Linked DNA regions of Homo sapiens: region 2 is linked to region 1. Evidence: chromatin contacts called from ENCODE Hi-C or POLR2A ChIA-PET data. All regions are on one chromosome and are shown on one strand. Each heading gives the region's core, a stretch centred on a gene start or an enhancer-like site at or near the end of the contact. The rest is flanking DNA. Distances are from core to core; before and after follow the strand shown. Region 1 holds the start of COG7 (component of oligomeric golgi complex 7). Region 2 holds the start of SCNN1B (sodium channel epithelial 1 subunit beta).

Region 1 (7,066 bases), core at 3,127-5,626:
ATGAAATGGACAATTATTTTTGAGATGGAGTCTTGCTCTGTTGCCCTGGCTGGAATGCAGTGGTACAATCACGGCTTCCTCCAACCTCCGCTTCCCAGGCTCAAGCAATCCTGCCTCAGCCTCCCTAGCAGCTGGGACTACAAAAAAAACACAAAATAAAAAAAAATTTAAAAAAATTAGCCATGCAAGTGTAATCATAAGAAAGCTGGAGTGGCTATGTTAATATCACATACAATAGACTTTTTTTTTTTTTTTTAGACAAAGTCTTGCTCTGTCTCCCAGGCTGCAGCGCAGTGGCGCAATCTCACCTCACTGCAACCTCCACCTCCTGGATTCAAGCAATTCTCCTGCCTCAGCCTCCCAAGTAGCTGGGATTACAGGCACCCACCACCATGCCCGGCTAATTTTTGTATTTTTAGTAGAGACGAGGTTTCACCCTGTTGGCCAGGCTGGTCTCGAACTCCCGACCTCAAGTGATTCGGCCTCCCAAAGTGCTGTGATTACAGGTGTGAGCCACCGCACCTGGCCTAAAACCGACAATTTTTTTTTTTTTTTTTTTGGGTGGAGTCTTGCTCTGTTGCCCAGGCTGGAGTGCAATGGCGCAATCTCCACCTACTGCAACCTCCGCCTCCTGGGTTCAAGCAATTCTCCTGCCTCAGCCTCTCGAGTAGCTGGGATTACAGGTGTGTGCCATCATGCCCAGCTAATTTTTGTATTTTTAGTAAAGACAGGGTTTCACCCTATTTGGGCCAGGCTGGTCGCGAACTCCTGACCTCAAGCTATCCGTCGCCTTGGCCTCCCAAAGTGTTAGGATTACAGCACTTTGTGCCTGGTCCCAAGATTCATTTGCCATCTTAAAATCAATTACTATATCATTTGAATAGAATGTGACAAGAACCACATGATTATCTCAATAGGCAGAGAAAAAAAAATACAAAATCCAACATCCTAAAAAAACTCTCAACAAACTAGGAATAGAAAGGGACTTCTGGCCGGGTGCGGTGGCTCACGCCTGTAACCCAGCACTTTGGGAGGCAGAGGCAGGTGGATCACCTGAGGTCATGAGTTCGAGACCAGCTTGGCCAACATGGTGAAACCCCGTCTTTAGTAAAAATATGAAAAATTAGCCACATGTGGTGGTGGGCACCTCTAATCCCAGTTACTTGGAAGGCTGAGGCAGAAGAATCGCTTGAACCCGGGAGACGGAGGTTGCAGTGAGCCGAGATTGCGCCATTGCACTCCAGCCTGGGCAAAAAAAGCAAAACTCCGTCCCCCCGCGCCCGCCCCCCCAAAAAAAAATTGCAAAGGAAAAAGTGTCTATTCACAGATGACATGATCCTGTATGTAAACAAATCCCAACCAACACCCCAACACACAAACTAGAAGACAAATTTAACAGTCAAATGGTACAAGATAAATCTATAAAAATCAATTGTTGCTGAGTGTGGTGGCTCACGCCTGTAATCCCAGCACTTTGGGAGGCTGAGGCAGGTGGATCACCTGAAGTCAGAAGTTCAAGACCAGCCTGGCCAACATGGCAAAACCTCGTCTCTACAAAAATTAGCTGGGTGTGGTGACACATGCCTGTAATCCCAGCTACTTGGGAGGCTGAGGCAGGAGAATTGCTTGAATCTGGGAGACGGAGGTTGCAGTGAGCTGAGATTGCCCTGCTGTACTCCAGCCTGTGTGACAAAGCAAGACTCCATCACACACACACACACAAAATCATTTTTCTGTAACAAGAAACTATGAAAATTAAGAAAATTCCATTCATGTTAGCATTAAAAGGAAATACTTATTTTATTTATTTATTTTTTGAGATGGAGTCTCACTCTGTCACCCAGGCTGGATAACAGTGGCCCGATCTCTGTTCACTGCAACCTTTGCCTCCCGGGTTCAAGCAGTTCTCCTGCCTCAGCCTCCTGAGTAGCTGGGATTACAGGTGCACACAACCACGCCAGGCTGTTTTTGTATTTTCAGTAGAGACGGGGTTTCACCATGTTGGGCAGGCTAGTCTTGTATGGAACTCCTGACCTTGTGATCCTCCTGCCTCGGCCTCCCAAAGTGCTGGGATTGCAGGCATGAGCCACTGCACCTAGAAAAGGAAATACTTATAAATAAATAAATTTAACAAAATAAGTGCAAGACTTGTATTATACAATGAAAACTACAAAATATTGCTGAGAGAAATTAAAGAAGATCTAAATCAGATCTAAATCCCCAGGGGTGATTCCTACTAGGGAACACTTGGCACTGTGTGGACAGATTTTTGGTTGCCACAACTTGGAGAGGATGTTGCTCCTAATGGGTAGCGGCCAGGGATGCTGCGAAATATCTTACAATGCATAGGACAGCCCCCATAACTAAAAATTATCTGGGCTCAGTAGTGCCAAGGCTGAAAAATTCCCATCTAAATAAATGAAGAGGCGTTTCATGCTATGGATTGGAACAGTCAATATTGTCATGATGGCAATTCTCCTAAAATTAATCCAACAATTCAACAGTTCAACATAATCCCTGTCAAAATCCCAGCAGGATTTTTTTTTTTTTTGGGGGGGATGGAGTCTCGGTCTGTTGCCCAGGCTGGAGTGCAGTGGCGGATCTCGGTTCACTGCAACCTCTGCCTCCTAGGTTCAAGCGATTCTCCTGCCTCTGCCTCCTGAGTGGCTGGGATTACAGGCGCGTGCCACCATGCCCAGCTAATTTTTTTATTATTAGTAGAGATGGGGTTTGACCATGTTGGTCAGGCTGGTCTCAAACTCCTGACCTCATCATCTGCCTGCCTCGGCCTCCCAAAGTGCTGGGATTACAGGCGTGAGCCACTGTGTCCTGCCTAAATTTTTAACAAGAGCAAAGTAAGAGGACTTACACTATCAGATTGCTCCCCTCGTCTCCCCTCCCTGCATTGCTCCCCTCCTCTCTCCTTCCCTCCTCTCCCCTCCCCCCAAATAACTGGGACTCCTAGCAGAAGGGTTACCCCAGTTAAAACCTACTCAACCCAGAAGAATGAGACAAACCAAGGGAGATGCCAATGAAAAACGAGTGACTATCAGGCCTGGAGATGGCAGCCAGCCACTCATACCCCAATGGCAGGCCAACCTGGAAAACTGTCCCCTGTAGGGTTTCCAAGGATGACATCTTGTCCTCCCCCTTGGGTTGGTCCCACTCTTGAAACAACATAAAAACTTAGAACCTAAAGAATACCCTCATACCTTCCCCTACCTTTTCTTCTTTTCTTTTCGAGACAGGGTCTCGCTCTGTCACCCAGGCTGGAGTGCAGTGGCGTGATCACAGCTCACTGCAGCCTCGACCTCCTGGGCTCAGGCAATCCTCTCACCCCAGCCTCTCGAGTAGCTGAGACTACAGGTGTGCGCCACCACACTCAGCTAATTTTTAATTTTTTTGCAGAGACGGGGTCTTCCTATGTTGCCCAGGCTGAGAAATTGTTTGTGATTATGGGTTATGCACAGATTTCTCAGCCGCAACACCAAAAGCATGATCCATAAAAAAAGGTGATAAGGAACTTAACAAACTTTAAAAGGTCTGCACCTCAAAACACATCATTAAGAAAATAATTAGTTAGGCCAGGCGCGGTGACTCACGCCTGTGATCCCAACACTTTGGGAGGCCGAGGCAGGCGGATCACCTGAGGTTGGGAGTTTGAGGCCAGCCTGGCCAGCGTGGTGAAACCCCATCTCTACTAATAATACAAAAAGTAGCCGGGCGTGGTGGCACGCGCCTGTAATCCCAGCTACTCGGGAGGCTGAGGCAAGACACTCGCTTGAACCTGGGAGGCGGAGGTTGCAGTGAGCCGAGATCGCGTCACTTCGCTCCAACCTGGGCGACAGAGCAAGACTCCGTCTCAGAAAAAAATAAAGAAAGAAAGAAAAAGAAAGAAATAGCCGGGCGTGTTGTCGCGCGCCTGTAGTCCCAGCTACTCTGGAGGCTGAGGTGGGAGGATCGCTGGAGCCCAGAAATTTGAGGCTGCAGTGAGCTGAGATCGTTCAATTGCCCAGGAATTTGAGGCTGTAGTGAGCAGAGATCGTTCAATTGCACTCCATTGCTGCCCACTGCGCTCCACTGTTGCCCAGGCTGTCCTAGAACTCCTGGCCTCAAGCGATTCTCCCGCGTCAGCTTCCTAAAGAGCTGGGATTACAGGCGCGAGCCACCGCGTAAATGCGCTAATGTATGTCAGGGCTTTATAGTAAGCATATAGTTTAGTCCTCGGCAAATGTTAGCAGACATGGGATATTTGTCGGTGCCGGGAGCTCTCAGTCCGGGGCGTTTTCCCACACCCACCTCTGCTCAGCGCTCCGGACGCCTGCAGTCACTATGGTAACGGCCAACGACTTCCGGAAGAAGAACGGCGGGCGGCGAGGGTCATTCCCAGCCGCAAACTGAGTGCGCTGAGCGGGGAAGCGCAAAGGGGCAAGTTACCCGTCCTGGCGTTTCTGGGGTTCGCCTCGGAGGCTAGCCTCGGTGCTCTCGCAGGCTCGCTCGCTTCTGCATCCCCGTTGCCGCCCGGAGCCAACTCTTAAGTTCTGGACGCCAGGCCTGAGGCAGTTCCGCCATGGACTTCTCCAAGTTCCTGGCAGACGACTTCGACGTGAAGGAGTGGATCAATGCGGCCTTCAGGGCCGGCTCCAAGGAGGCGGCGTCCGGGAAGGCGGATGGCCACGCAGCCACCCTGGTGATGAAGCTGCAGCTGTTCATCCAAGAGGTGAACCACGCCGTGGAGGGTGAGCCGCTCGGGGCCCTGGCCGCGGGACCCTCCCCTGCTCTCGGCTGGGCAGAGGTCACCGAACTTGCGTGAGGCACTCAGGTGGGCGGGGCACGCATGGACAGCAAATACCCTCGGCAAAAGAGCAAGCCCCGAACTCCTGATCACGTCAGCGGGAGTCTCAGCTGGGTGCCGGGCTGTCTTGAACACTTGCTAATTTTGGGTGTTGTTTTTCCTCCTCTGGCTGGGCTATAAGTTTCCTTTTTCTTTTCTTTCTTTCTCTTTGTTTTTTCTTTTGAAACAGGGTCTCTCTACAGTGGCTCGATCATAGCTCACTGCAGCCTCGAACTCCTGCACTCAAGCGATCCTCTCGCCTCTCGAGTCGCTAGGACTACAGGCGCGAGCCACCGCGCCCCACAAATTCTGTTTAAAAAAAAAATTGTAGAGATGGGATCTCACTGTGTTGCCAGGCTGGTCTCAAATTCAAATTCCTGGGCATAATGGGTTTTCCAGTCTTGGCCTCCCAAAGTACTGTGATTATACCTGTGAGCCACCACATCTGGCCTGAAGTTTCCTTTTGGAACTTAAAAGAGTGGATCTTATTGCAGTAGCTCTTCTCTAAATAATTCAATAGCAGATCTCTGGGATTCCCTTTTTATTATTATCCATAGGCACTGGAAGACAAGATGGATCTTTTTAAATGCTAGAAGTTTTAACCAGTTCTTAACATGTCTTTGTTGAGGCACCTTCCAGAATATAAGATAAAACAACTCCAGTTTCTGTTATAGTGACTTGAATCTCAGAGTCAAGAGCCCAGTGTCAAAGAAAATTGGCTTTGACTTTTTGTAATCTAGGAGCACGAGTCTGTGAGGTGTTTATTCAAAGAGTTAAAGAGCCTGTTTTGTACCAAACAATAAACTGTAAAAAGAAAAAAAAAGTGAATTTTGAGAGTATGAAAGAATAGCCAACAGATCCATATATCTGGAAAAAACGTATTATAGTATAGGTATAAGAGAATGACACAGATCTAGAAAACATTGTTTTAGTGGATTTTATTTCAGCTGAGGAAGATAGGCTGGTCTCAGTGGAGACTTAAACCTTTTTTTTTTTTTTTTTTTTGAGACAGGGTCTCATTCCTCATTCTGCTGCCCAAGCTGGAATGCAGTGATACCATCATAGTTCACTGCAGCCTCAAACTCTGGGTTCAAGCAGTCCGCTCGCCTCAGCCTCCCAAGTAACTGGAACTATAGGCATGTGCCACCATGCCTGGCTAATTAAAAAAAAAAATTTTTTTTTAGAGACAAGGTCGCACTATGTTGCCCAGGTTGATCTCAAATTTCTGACCTCAAGTGATCCTCCCATCTTGGCTTCCCAAAGCCCTAGGATTACTGGTGTGAGCCACCACGCCTGGCCTAAACCATTTGTTGAGGATAAGTTAAATTATAAAAAATAACATGCACTGGCAACCATTTCATGTAACTCCTCAACTTGACTTTTATTCACCGTGTGTTGATTCACTGTGTGTTGATTCAGTACGTACTGCACACAAGTCTCTCTCCTAGGCTCAGATGGAAAGACCAAACAGACTGCTTCCACTGGGAGTGGATAGTCCAAGAGATGTTCCCATTTTTGTTTGTTTTTTTGTTTTTTTTGAGACGAAGTCTCGCTCTTTCCCCCTGGCTGGAGTGCAGTGGCGCCATCTCAGCTCACTGCAACCTCCCCCTTCTGAGTTCAAGTTATTCTCCTGCCTCTACCTCCTGAGTAGCTGGGATTACAGGTGCGTGCCCCACCCCTGGCTAATTTTTGTATTTTTAGTAGAGATGGGGTTTCATGATGTTGGCCAGGCTGATCTTGAACTCCTGACCTCAGGTGATCCACCCACCTCGGCCTCCCAAAGTGCTGGGATTACAGGCATGAGCCACTGTGCCCGGCCAGATGTGCCCATTGTTTAAGAAAAGGTAGGGAGGGGGCTCTATTTCACTGCAGATTGTTTTCTTTCTTTCTTTTTTTTTTTGAGACAGGGTCTCACTTTGTCACCCAGGCTACAGTGCAGTGGTGTGGTCAGTGCTCACTGCAGCTTCACCTCTCGGGCTCGAGGAATTCTCCTGCCCCAGCCTCCTGAATAACTGGGACCACAGGCTTGTGCCACCATGCCAGATGGCACAATTTTTTGATTTTTTGTAGAGATGGGGTCTCACTATGTTGTCCAGGCTGGTCTCAAACTCCTGAGCTCAGGCGATCCTCCAGCCTTTGCCTCCTAAAGTGCTGGGATTACAGGCGTGAGCCACCGCGCCCAGCCCTTATTCTTTATTGTACCTTGCATCTTTTACTAATTATTGAGCATCT
Region 2 (7,066 bases), core at 1,976-4,475, 150 kb after region 1:
ATTTGGTAGAGATGGGTTTTTGCCATGTTGCTCAGACTGATATTGATCTCCTAAGCTCAAGCAACTCGCTGGTCTCGATCTCCTAAGCTCAAACAACCCACCCTCCTTGGTCTCCCAAAGTGCTGGGATTACAGGTGTGAACCACCATGCCTGGCCATTGCCAGCTTTACTGATATCTCAAGAGGATCCAGAAATATGGAGTCTTATATGAACTGATTTTTAAAATCTTGGGAATAATCTAAAAATTTAAAAGTCCACAGGCCTTCTTTGTGACTTTTGCTATCTCTTGTATTCCAAAGGGGAGCACCTCAGCTCACTTCATTTCTGTGTCTTAACCCAGGACCAGGCACACCTTAGGCCTTTTGTAAGTAACATGACACTTCTGGACTCCACAGTAAGCTGGGCTTGGCTCTCAACAAGCGGAAATCTCTTCTTTGGCTCAGGGCTCAGTGCAAAGGACCCTCTGGTCTGTACTTGGGGTGTGGATGAAGTCACAAACAGTGGCTCTAGGCATCACCCCTGCGTCCCCCCACCACCCAAGGGCCATCTCCAGGTCTCCCCTGTTCAGGAAAAGACTTCCTGCTTACTGATGCTGATGAGTCCCTAAGCATTTTATTTACATCACCCCACTAATCCACCTAACAGTTTGGGGAGGGTGCCATTATTATCATGCCCATTTTACAGATGTGAAAACTACGGCTCAGGGAGGGGAAGGGAATTGCCTGAACTAGGAAGGGGTGAAGCTGGGATTATAATGTAGTGTCTCTGATTCTAGCTTTTCATCAACCCAGATCATGGGTTCCACCAAACTTTTAAGGGTCCTGTCAGTCTATAGCAAACACACTCTCTTTAGGCCACAGCCTGGACCTACAGTTTGTGGTACACAAACAGGACCCTGGACAGTCCAATCTGCCAGTCCGTGGTTCGTGGTTCTCAGCTCCTTCTGTCTGCTATTGGAGGCTGAGTTTGGCTTTGGAGGGCATCTAGAGAGAACCCCTGGAGGTGGCCCCGATGGAACCTCTGCCCATTGGGGCATGGCCAGGCAGAACTAGTGGCCTGGCTGAGTCTCAGCCTTAGGGACCTGCAGAGACTGCAGCTAGAGAAAGTGTGGTGTTTGTCCTTGGTCATAGACAGAATAGAGGTGTGTGCACACACCTGTGTGTGTGTATGCATGCATGTACACTTGCTTGTGTGTATGTCTCATGTATGTGTGCCCGTGTGTGCTTGTGTGTGAACATGCATATGTACACACATGTGTGCATGTGTGTGTGTGCATGCATTCATGGGTCCGTATGTGAGCAGTGGAAAAGAGAGGACCTCATCCCCTAAATTCAGATCCTGTGAAGTTAGTTTAGGATAAAGAAAAATAAATTGAACTTAACCCAGAGATAACAATTTATAGAAGATGCTGAAATAAAAACCAACCTGAAAATTTTTGTCACCTAAATTCCCATCGGTAGGCATTATCCACGGCGGGAATCCATGCAGCAGTTTAAATAAATAAGCTGGGTTTATATGCAGCAGCATGGATAACTGGTGATGAGAGGGCTCAAGTTGCAGAATGACATAGGTGGGTTGTACCATTTCTACTTCTAGTTCTATTTTTCTGAAACAGAGTCTTGCTCTTTCACTCAGGCTAGAGTGCAATGGTGCCATCTCAGCTCACTGCAACCTCCACCTCCTGGGTTCAAGCGATCCACCTGCGTCAGCCTCCTGAGTAGCTGGGATTACAGGCACATACCACTATGCCCGGCTAATTTTTTTTTTTTTTTTTGTAGAAATGGGGTTTCACCATGTAGGCTGGGCTGGTCTCAAACTCCTGACCTCAAGTGATCCGCCCTCCTCAGCCTCCCAAGGGTTGCATCATTTCTATTAAATATCCACCTACAACATTACTACATTACTAAGTATTTTACATATTTTCTATGGCTCTGTATATATGACTGTGTAGGTGGGGGAAAGGGTCTAGAAGGAAACACTCCAAATTATGAAGGTGTTTACCTTTGGGGAGCTGGGAGGGCAGGGGTGGAAGATTACAGAGGAAGAAGAATGGATCCCTGTGTTCTGCATGGAATTACACAGCTCAATGGGTAGGCAGGTTGGGTCACTCACGGATGCTGGGATCTGAGACAGGGGTGCTCAGGTCTCTGGGAGCTTTCAGACCCATCCACCCGGCTTTGTGAGAGCTGGGCTGCCAGGGACCAAAGCCAGTCTTGGTTGTTCTGCCCCTACTCCCTGGTGGAGGTGAGTGGGAAGATGTGCCTTTTGTGGACTGGAGGTCTCTGCTGCTTCCTCCCTAAACTCTGTGCCTCATTTTCCCCCTCCACGCTAGAGTGAGAATGTCCCTGTACTATATCCCAGACCCTTTCCCTCCACAGCACACCTAAGTCATATGACATTGTCCAGACATCAACTTAGCACTTGAGAATCCTCAGCGCAGACAACTGCAGGGCGTTCGGATCTGGCCTCCTCCACCACATCACCCCAAATGAAACCCACGTTCCCCGGACGCCACTGACAGCCCACGAGGTAGGCTCCAGGGTCGGACTGCCTGGGTTCAAATCTGAGCTCAGCAACTTGTTCCTGGGACGTAGGGAAGCTTCCCCACCCTCTGACCCTCAGTTTGCACCTCTGCAAAATGGGGACAGCAAGAGAACCACCCCACAGGGATGCCCTGTGAGCGAAGTTAGGTCGTTTGAGCAAGGCGCTCTGCTGAGCTGTGCCCAGCACGTAGAAAGCGCTCTCGAGTTTCATTGTTGTCACCTCTTGAACAACTTCTTGCCCCGCCCACTCTATGCCAGGACTTTGCCGCCGTCTCTGAGGTCCCAGACACGCCGGGGACCCTGGCCCCGTCTGCCTTCTGCACCCTGGGGGCTTTTCCCAGCCTCCAGCTCTCCCCTCCGCCCCCAACCCGTTCAGTCCCCAGGCCGGGTCCCAGGCGCCTCAGACAGGCACCCAAGCGCCCTCCCGTGGGAAACTGAGGCCGGGACAGGAGCTCGCGGGCCGGGGTTGGGCAGGAGAAGGCGCGCGCGCAGGGACTCCGGGCAGCGCGCGGGAGACCGGGTGCGAGCCAGGGTTCGCCGTCATACCTGCTCGGGCGGCGGAGCGGGGACACGGAGGATGCGCGCTGTCGGCGGTGGCGGAGGCGGCGGTGCGCGCCAAGCTGGCGGCGGCGGCCGAGTGTTGGTGACACTGGGACACCCGGCGAGCGCGGCGAGACCGACTGGGAGGGAGCAGGTTCAGGGGCGGGGAAGCACGGGGAGCGCCCGCGGGTGGAGCTTACTGGGCGCTACCGGCCTGGCCACACGCACGGTCCCGGCTCCCCTGGCCACCTCCCTCGCCTCCCAATAAGCTCCAGCCCCCACACGCCAGGTTCAGGGACACTGGACGCCCCCCGCACGCACGCGCTCCGCATTCTCCCTCCCCACCTCGGGACACCAGCGATACCCACATGCGCCACGAATATGTCCACAGACCCCTCATCCGAGTGTACCCCACGTCCCCTCAGTACATATCACAAGCCACATATATGAACACTCCATCCCACCCCACGCGTGTACCTGTCCCGTTCACCTAGGCGAAGCATCGCGCTCACCAGTACAGGCGCGCCCCCATCACATCCACACCCCTGCAGACACAGTGTCCTCTGGGCAAGTTGGTGACTTTAGGGGGACATATGCAGCCACTTTTCCCAGGAACGTTCTTCCCTCCGCCTCTTCCACCTCCACCAAGGTGGAGACCTCCCAGATCTCAGTCATCCCCGATAGGTCCTATCTTTGCATTAGAAATTCAAACAGCCCACCCCGAGATTGGGAACTCTGGCCCCCTCTGGAGTGCCCACTACACCTGTGCTCTAGCCTCAGGGCACTGGCGGGCCTTGCGCATTTCCTCGAATCTTCCCTTCCTTTTCTTTTCTCTTCTCATCAAGTCAAGGTTTCAGGACTATCATTTCAGCCACTTTCTTGCCAATATCCTTAACACTTAGTTTCCTGTATATTTCTCCATAGATTGTCTTAATGCAGTCATTCTCAAAATTTTTGGTCTTAGGAATCTTTTGTATTTTTCTTTTCTTTTCTTTCTTTCTCTTTCCTTTCTTTCTCTCTCTCTCTCTCCACCTCCCTCCCTCCCTACCTCTCTCTTTCTTCTTTCTTTCTTTCTTTTTTTTTTGACAGAGTCTCACTCTGTTGCCCAGGCTGGAGTGCAGTGGTGTCATCTCAGCTCACTGTAACCTCCACTTCCCGGAATCAAGCAATTCTCCTGCCTCAGCCTCCCTAGTAGCTGGGATTACAGGCATGCACCACCATGCCCGGCTAATTTGTGTTTTTTGTAGAGATGGGTTTTCTTCATATTGGCCAGGCTGGTCTGGAACTCCTGGACTCAAGTGATCCACCCGCCTCGGGCTCCCAAAGTGTTGGGATTACAGGTGTGAGCCACCATGCCCAGCCAGGAATCTTCTGTACTTTTAAAAATTACAGAATACCTGAGACTTTTTGTTTATGTGGAATACACACACACACACACACACACACACACGTGTTTTTAACACATATATGTTATTTTGTTTATATAATGATACTTTCCATATGAGAAACTAAAACTGATACCTAAAAATATTTATTAATGCATTACACTATAATAAACCCACTACTTGTTGACATAAATAAAAGGCTTTTTTACAATTTTTTTCTTTTTTTGGTAAAGAGAGACAGGGTCTCAATTTGTTGCCCAGGCTAGAGCGCAGTGGTGTGACCCCTGCAGCCTCAAACTCTTGGGCTCAAGCCATCTTCCTGCCTTAGCTGGGACTACAAGGTGTGTGTGCCACTGCTTCCGGCTAATTAAAAAAAGTTTATTTTTCTGGAGACAAAGTCTTGCTGTGTTACCCAAGCTGGTCTCAAATACCTGGCCTCAAGCAATCTTCCCACTTCAGCCTCCCAAAGAGCTGAGATAACAGGTGTGAGCCATCATGCCTGGCTGAAAAATATTTTTCAAAAAAAAAAAATCAGTGGGAAGGGCACTGTTTAGCATTTTTGCAAATCTCTTTAATGCTTGGCTTAATAAGAGACAGCTGGATTCTCGTATTCAGTCGGCTGCAATCTGTTGTTTTAGTTGAAGTAAATGAAGTAAATTCAGCTTCATATAACTTGACCCACCATTGCTTTTTTTTTCAGTCTTTTTTATTTATTATTATTATACTTTAAGTTCTGGGATACATGTGCAGAACGTGCAGGTTTGTTACACAGGTATACACGTGCCATGGTGGTTTGCTGCACCCATCAACCCATCATCTACATTAGGTATTTCTCCTAATGCTCTCCGTCCCCTAGCCCTCCACCCCCTGACAGGCTCTGGTGTGTGATGCTCCCCTCCCTGTGTCCATGTGTTCTCATTGTTCAACTCCCACTTATGAGTGAGAACATGCAGTGTTTGGTTTTCTGTTCCTGTGTCAGTTTGCTGAGAGTGATGGTTTCCAGCTTCATCCATGTCCCTGCAAAGGACATGAACTCATCCTTTTTTATGGCTGCATAGTATTTCATGGTGTATATGTGCCACATTTTCTTTATCCAGTCTATCATTGATGGGCATTTGGGTTGGTTCCAAGTCTTTGCTATTGTGAATAGTGCCGCAATAAACATACATGTGCATGTGTCTTTATAGCAGCATGATTTATAATCCTTTGGGTATATACCCAGTAACGGGACTGCTGAGTCAAATGGTATTTCTTGTTCTAGATCCTTGAGGAATCGCGATACTGTCTTCCACAATGGTTGAACTAATTTACACTCCAACCAACAGTGTAAAAGCGTTCCTATTTCTCCACATCCTCTCCAGCATCTGTTGTTTCCTGACTTTTTAATGATTGCCATTCTAACTGGTGTGAGATGGTATCTCATTGTGGTTTTGATTTGCATTTCTGTAATGACCAGTGATGACCTACCATTGCTTTTGCACTGTCAGGGAAAATGTCCACAGGTGAAAAAGGCAAATAACATCTTAGGATTCTTATGAAAGTGATTTTGACCTCACAGTTTCTCCTGAAAGGATCTCTGGGACCTCCCAGGGGTCTGTGGACCTCACTTTGAAAATCAATGCTTCCCAGGTGTATTTGGTTGTGACCATATAAAATTGTTGATATTTGACTATTATTGACCTATGAAAATAGCAATTTCGGCTGGGCGGGGTGGCTAATGCCTGTAATCCTAGCACTTTGGGAGGCCAAGGTGGGCGGATTGCCTGAGCTCAGGAGTTCGAGACCAGCCTGGGCAACATGGTGAAGCCCCATCTCTACTAAAATACAAAAAATTAGCCAGGCATGGTGGTGCGCACCTGTAATCCCAGCTTCTCAAGAGGCTGAGGTGGGAGAATCACTTGAACCCGGGAGGCGGAGGTTGCAGTGAGCCAAGATTGTGCCACTGCACTCTAGCCTGGGTGACAGAGTGAGACTCAATCTCGAAAAAAAAAAAAAAAAAGAAAAAGAAAAAGCAAAAAGCAAAAAAAAGAACATAGCAATTTCATATGGTTCAACCCAATACGTTATTTTTGAAGGTTTTCTTTTGGGGCCCTGTTGGACAGTTTTAGAATGAGTCCCCTGTGGAACTGTGCTGTTGTGACCAGCTTTATACAACTGACATCTTCATTCTGTGTCATGATTTCCATTGTTGGAGAGTTGGAGTTTTGGGATGTCTGGGAACTCCAGACTGGTTGATGTTAGGCTGGCAAGTTTTAAGGCATGAATGTTTAAGCAACTATGAACAAAGAGTGTTGTGTTCTGTAGTTAACTTGGCCTCCTGAGGAGAAAACCAACTTGTTTCCCCTTTTTATTAGGGTCTACAGTCTGACACCATTAGACAGCATCCATATGGACTTTAGCCAGCTGTTTAGAACTGTGGATCGTTTTGAGGTAGGAAGTAGGCAAAACTTGACTCTGGATAAGTTTGAATACTGGCCAAACACGGAAGAGGCACCAACAGCACCTCTCCATGAAACAAGGCCATCAGTGCCATTATAGTTTACCATTGTCATGGCAACGCCGGGAAGTTACCGCCCATTTTCTAGCTATCTCTGAATA

Evidence for each region. A loop is a pair of places that touch in the nucleus more often than their neighbours do. ChIA-PET counts read pairs that join two places held with the same protein, here RNA polymerase II (POLR2A). Pooled maps may share reads with other maps.
Region 2: a loop to region 1 is called in a pooled map, with 2.2 times the contacts of the local background. The contact joins the promoter of SCNN1B here to the promoter of COG7 in region 1. A Hi-C loop is called at or near these places in 1 of 50 pooled maps. POLR2A ChIA-PET finds 5 or more read pairs at or near these places in 2 of 52 experiments (AG04450 and WTC11).

The regions. Positions count from the first base shown.
Region 1 is chr16:23,450,499-23,457,564 of GRCh38, reverse strand. COG7 (component of oligomeric golgi complex 7) reads left to right here and starts at 4,376. Exons shown (of 17, transcript NM_153603.4): 1 at 4,376-4,739. The coding sequence starts at 4,571. LOC124903667 (a long non-coding RNA gene) reads right to left here and starts at 4,822. Exons shown (of 2, transcript XR_007065030.1): 1 at 4,300-4,822; 2 at 1,776-2,095. RefSeq lists enhancers at 4,047-4,096, 4,387-4,716.
Region 2 is chr16:23,298,461-23,305,526 of GRCh38, reverse strand. SCNN1B (sodium channel epithelial 1 subunit beta) reads right to left here and starts at 3,225. Exons shown (of 13, transcript NM_000336.3): 1 at 3,090-3,225. RefSeq lists enhancers at 2,993-3,509, 3,510-4,027.